Regions from separate parts of the Homo sapiens genome. Here region 1 is linked to region 2. A link is a loop called in an ENCODE intact Hi-C map of the cell type or tissue named here. Cell type or tissue: MCF 10A. All regions are shown on one strand. Each heading gives the region's core, and the rest is flanking DNA. Links, peaks and the distances in the headings are about the cores only. Region 1 overlaps KCNQ5 (potassium voltage-gated channel subfamily Q member 5). Region 2 overlaps KCNQ5 (potassium voltage-gated channel subfamily Q member 5).

Region 1 (2,812 bases), core at 264-2,763, 470 kb after region 2:
CAGTTGAGACTTAACACCTTCTAGAAATGAAAAACCCACCACCTCTCCAGACAGCCTATAGCATCTTTGAACCATCTTTGAGCTACTCTAAAAATAAAAAGAAAAGAAAAGCAACCATTCCTTACCTGTAGCAAATACTGACTTAGTGCTTATAAAATGTCCATCTCTAACCAAAGGGTTAGACTCCTTGAAGTTTAATAAAAAACTAATAATTTATAGCTAGCAAGTAAAATCCACAGACTTGAAAGCAGCAGAGCTCCCAGCCCCATGCTAATAAACTCAAGAGTTAAAGACAAAGCCCAGAGACTGAATTTAGCAAGCTCCAAAAGCCAACCCAAGGCTGAGACAAAGCATCTTGTTTTTACAAATGTTAGTAGACCAGAGCAAATTGAAAAGAGTGGGGGACATCAAAGAACCAGAATTTTGGCAGATCAAGATGATAAGCAGAAGAAAAGCAAACTGGCCCAAAACTAATGTAAACCTAGAAGGGAATACTAATCTTACTAATCCCAAAAACTGAATAGGTGAGCCAAAATAAAAAAGGCAAGGAATGGTAAAAGTGTGAATTAAAATGGGAATGTGCTTTGCAATGATCCACGTTCTTGTCTCTAGTGTACAAATGGGCAAAATAGAAAACCTTCTACTCTATATCTTCAAAACTGAGTATCCCTGCTCTCCATTTTACTTTTCTTTTAGTAGGTGTACAGTTATAACATTATAAAGAACTACAGCTGGGACAGATTTTATACAGTCCTCTCTCCTCCATTTCATGAATAGAGAATCTAACTTTCAGAGTCTCATCAAAGTGCTAGAAGTATTCCCATGTTCACAGCAGTGAGACTTTAACTCCCTCAGATTTAAAATCCAGCTCTGTCCCAAGTTGAAATTCATGTTCTCTACATTCCATCACTGGATGAGACCATTCAATCTAACTTAGGCAAAAAGAAATGTCACAGAGAAGGCCACACACACACAAAAAAATTTTATTGTGATTTTATTTATAATCATGGTGCCTATGCTATACCACAAAAGATAATAAATGACAATGCCTAATTGACTTACTAAAGAACAGAAGTTGTATCTCCTGGCAGTATTGCCCAACAATTTGCCATTGGCTATTGGTATTATAATGGAGATAAATACTGCTTATTTTAATAAGTAACATGTTTATGGACAGGTTACATACCGTTTGTCTTCTCTCAGACTCATTTTAGTGACTTTTTAATATTTGTATTATTTAACAGTGCTTTTGAAATTTTTGAGTGCCATTTTTGTATTTTGTTCCAGGGCATTCTTGGCTCAGGTTTTGCATTAAAAGTACAAGAACAACACCGCCAGAAACACTTTGAGAAAAGAAGGAACCCAGCTGCCAACCTCATTCAGGTAAATGTCAATGTAATAGGTAGATGGCAACATTTGTGTCCATAGTGCTTGATGGGTCATTTTCCAATCTCTGTGCTTCATTGCTTGGTAGAACTACTGCTTTGTTCCTTTTTATAAAATGAAGTCAGAACTTAATGTACAGTCTTGGATTTGGACAGTCTTGGATTTGTTCCTCCTCTCCCAAACTGAAACACATGTATTTTTAGCAAATGGTCCATGCATTGTTCAGACTAAGTAACCATGTCAGCAAGGCCATGCAAAGGTTAGCAGTTGTGTGGCTCGTGGAATTATCTAATATGTCTTATGAATTACTTGATGAAACGTAATTGATCATTAAGTGATGGAGCAGAACAGGGCATTGTTCCCTGCATTCCAATTACTTTCTCCAGCCAGATGTATGTTGCTGTTTTAAAGAACAACATATTTGTTTAGAATGTCAAGGTTTAATACCTGTGAAATTGCTTTTAGTGCCATCTAGGGCAGTTAGCGGAAATAGCTATCCTATTTTGAGAGCTGATGGGACTATGGAATACATCAGTGTTTGAGAATATTAAACAATAAGTATATAATTTGAAGCTAGCTCCTAATACATAGGTTGTTATTTAGTATTTCATTTTCTTTTCACTAACTCAGGATTAGCTTCAGCACTAAAAGGAATGCTTCTCCTTTTGCCATCCATATATTTTCCATCCTAGATCCAGGTTAAGAATCACAAAATATATTTTTTGTTAGATTCATAATGTAGAGTTGACATTTAGTTATGGACAAAATAATTCTACAATCTAAAGTTTCTCCCCTCCTGCTAGGGAAGTGGAAGCTACCGAATTTCTAAACTGGAGGGTCTTGAAGTGGTGCTCCAAGGCCCTAGGAAACTTGCCTTAAAGCTGCAGTAACGGGCACACTGTTTTGTTGCTGTTGTTGTTTTGTTTTATTTTTTGTTTGTTTTGTTTTTTTTTTTTTGAGACAGAGTCCCGCTTTGTCGCCCAGGCTGGAGTGCAGTGGTGCGATCTCGGCTCACTGCAAGCTCCGCCTCCTGGGTTCACGCCATTCTCCTGCCTCAGCCTCCCGAGTAGCTGGGACTACAGGCACCCGCCACCGCGCCCGGCTAATTTTTTGTATTTTTAGTAGAGACAGGGTTTCACCGTGTTAGCCAGGATGGTCTCCATCTCTCAACCTCGTGATCCGCCCACCTCGGCCTCCCAAAGTGCTGGGATTACAGGCATGAGCCACGGCTCCCGGCCACAAGCACACTGTTTTAATTTAGATTGTAGGTTTGGGTGGGTGGGTTGGTGGGAGATAACCACCACAACCCCTACCTTTAGTGTTTATCTGTGACTGTGATATATGCAGTGCCTCCCACAGACATGGAGCTGGGGAAAGAAGGGGGCAGTATGGTTCAGTTATATCATGAAGGAGATCTGTTTATATC
Region 2 (2,812 bases), core at 157-2,656:
GGCATTTCCTATTTATCTGAGACACTTTTGAGACAGAGAGGTGACTGGAGAAAATGAAGGGTTCTCCTTTATTTTTATGAACAATTCTCTACGCCTCATTACTCTCACAATTTTTGAATATCTACAATCTTTTCTCTCAGTTTTCTTAACCTCCACGCTGATGGTCCTGATTCAGAGCTACTTCGTTTATTACCCAAACACAGCTTGGGGAAGGGAAGGGGGATGTAAGGCAGTAGAGGCTTAATTCCCCTTGTTATTATACATGGCTATTGCTATTTGTCCTAGGGAAGAGGGTTAGCTTGGCCCTACTAGATAAAGAGCGTGTTAAAAAGGCCTCCCAAATTTACAAGTGAAAAACAAACATTTTGCGAGTAAAAAACAAACACACATATCCTTTGCCCATTAAACATTTTGTTTTGTTTTTTAAAATGAGCAAGGGATATGAACAGACACTTTTCTTTTTAAATTCTTATTTATTTATTTATCAACTTTTATTTTAAGTTCTGGGGTACATGTGCAGGATGTGCAGGTTTGTTACATAGGTAAACGTGTGCCACAGTGGTTTGCTGCACAGATCAACCCTATCACCCAGGCATTAAGTCCAGCAAACAGATACTTTTCAAAAGAAAATATATATGTGGCCAACAAACATATGAAAAAAATGCTAAATGTCACTGATCATTAGAGAAATGCAAATCAAAACCACAATGAGATACCATCTCACACCAGTCAGAATGGCTATTGTTAAAATGTCTAAAAATAACAGATGCTGGCAATGTTGTGGAGAAAAGGGAACTCTCATAACCTGTTGGTGGGAGTGTAAATTAGTGCAATCATTGTGGAAAGCAGTATGATGATTTCTCAAAGAACTAAACATAGAGCTGCCATTCAACCCAGAAATCCCATTACTGGATATGTACCCAAAGGAATATAAATGGTTCTGCCATAAAGACACATGTACACGTATGTTCATTGTAACACTATTGACAATAGCAAAGACATGGAGTCAAACTAAATGCCCATCAGTGGTAGACTGGATAAAGAAAATGTGGTACATGTATTCTATGGACTACTACACAGACATAAAAAAGAATGAGCTTATATCCTTTGCAGGAACATGGATGGACCTGGAGGCCATCAACCTTAGCAAACTAACACAATAATAGAAAACCAAATATTGCATGTTCTCACTTATAAGTGGGAGCTAAATGATGAAAACACGTGGATGCAAAGAAGGGAACAACAGACACTGGAGTCTACTTGAGGGTGGAAGTTGGGAGGAGGGAGAGGAACAGAAAAAATAACTATTGGGTCCTAGGCTTAGTACCTGGGTAACAAAATAAATCTGTACAACAAACCCCTGTGACAAGAGTTTACCTAAATAACAAACCTGCACATGTACCCCTGAACTTAAAAGTTATTTTAAAAAAGGCCTCCTTTGGTCATGGAGATTTGTACACAAACACAGAGCATTTTCCATTGATCCTCAGTTAAAGGCACCCTGCAGTTATTTAACCCTGACTTCACATACCAAAGGAAGTCTAATTATTTGATGTGTGCTAAACATCCTCAGTGTGGTGCTGCTGTTCAGCCACATTAAATTCACAGGACAAGTCTGCACCCTATGTAGTACAGATTGAGTATCCTTAATCCAAAAGTCTGAAATCCAAAATACTCCAAAATATGTAACTTTTTGAGTGCTGGCATGATTCTCAAAGGAAATGCTCATCGGAGCATTTCAGATTTTGGATTTTGGATTAGGGATGCTCAAACAGTAAGTGTCTGCAAATATTTCAAATTTTCAAAAAAAACCTGGAGAGGCCAAAACACTTCTGGTCACAAGCATTTCAGATAAGGGATACTCAAACCTATCAATCTGTTAAACTTTTTGATGTCTCCTAAAGACAGCCACAGCTGTTATGTATTTGTCACAGAAACCAGAATTTTCTTTAATTTAGAGATTTCTTTAATTTAGATAGTTTGCAAAGATGTAAGCATAAGAATGTTCCCTGAAACATTGTTTTCTAATTTTAAAAGTCTAGAAAAAACATAAAACTATGTTATTAGCATCTAGTTAAATCAATGATGGCAAAACTGTCCAAGGGAATACTGCATCCTTTGAAAAGAATGAGGTGGATATGTATGACATGGTATAGCATGATTTCTAAAATGAAAAAAAAACACACAAGGTATAAACCAGTATGTACAGCACATAACAGGTATACACTTTGTAAATTAAAAAATACACACATAGTAGGTTGTTCTCATTCTGTTCCATAAGGTCACTGCAAATACTGAATTAGCAAATACCGACTCATTGCTCCTAGTGGAAATACAGGGTTAGGTCCTATGAGCCTTTGGTCATAACATTTTCATCAATGGATCAATACATAACCTTATTTTATGTGTGTTTCTGTTTAAAGATACATTATTTAATATATATTGTTGATTCATTAACACTGAACTCACAGTTTGTAAGTCATACCTGAATGTTGTTTATCTTACACATATTTTCTCCGTAAGGCACATCACAGCCTTCCTGTGCTTAGGAATGCTAGATCACCCTTCAGTCTGGTTCAGTGTTAGCTGGGAACATATGTGAGAGGAGAGGTTCAAATTTTTGGCTGGTCTGCACATGTCTGCAAATGACCTCAAAAGTGCTGTATTAACTTAGAGGTTACAAATCAATTTTGAGTAGATAAATTCTCAAATATGAAATCCACAAATAATGAGGATCAGCAATACATAGACAGCATGTATGCATGTATATAAATGGAAAGTTTCTGGAAGGATTAAACTACTAGATGAAAGT

Evidence for each region. Hi-C counts contacts between places; a loop is a spot of excess contacts. Peaks named below come from ENCODE experiments on the same cell type or tissue, not always from the same donor. Only the 100,000 strongest peaks of a DNase experiment are listed, where the experiment ranks them.
Region 1: it touches region 2 in a loop (9-fold over the local background); 2 of 110 quality-filtered maps call a loop at or near these places.

The regions. Positions count from the first base shown.
Region 1 is chr6:73,110,021-73,112,832 of GRCh38, forward strand. It overlaps KCNQ5 (potassium voltage-gated channel subfamily Q member 5), which reads left to right. Exons shown (of 14, transcript NM_019842.4): 7 at 1,288-1,383. Among named protein-coding and RNA genes, the nearest start is that of KCNQ5-AS1, 32 kb to the right of the region's middle. In MCF 10A, for the core only: no CTCF peak of the experiment used is centred there; no DNase peak of the experiment used is centred there.
Region 2 is chr6:72,641,846-72,644,657 of GRCh38, forward strand. The region is part of intron 1 of KCNQ5 (potassium voltage-gated channel subfamily Q member 5); the gene reads left to right. All of the region lies in intron 2 of KCNQ5-IT1 (KCNQ5 intronic transcript 1), which reads left to right. Among named protein-coding and RNA genes, the nearest start is that of KCNQ5-IT1, 13 kb to the left of the region's middle. In MCF 10A, for the core only: a CTCF peak has its summit at 1,577; no DNase peak of the experiment used is centred there.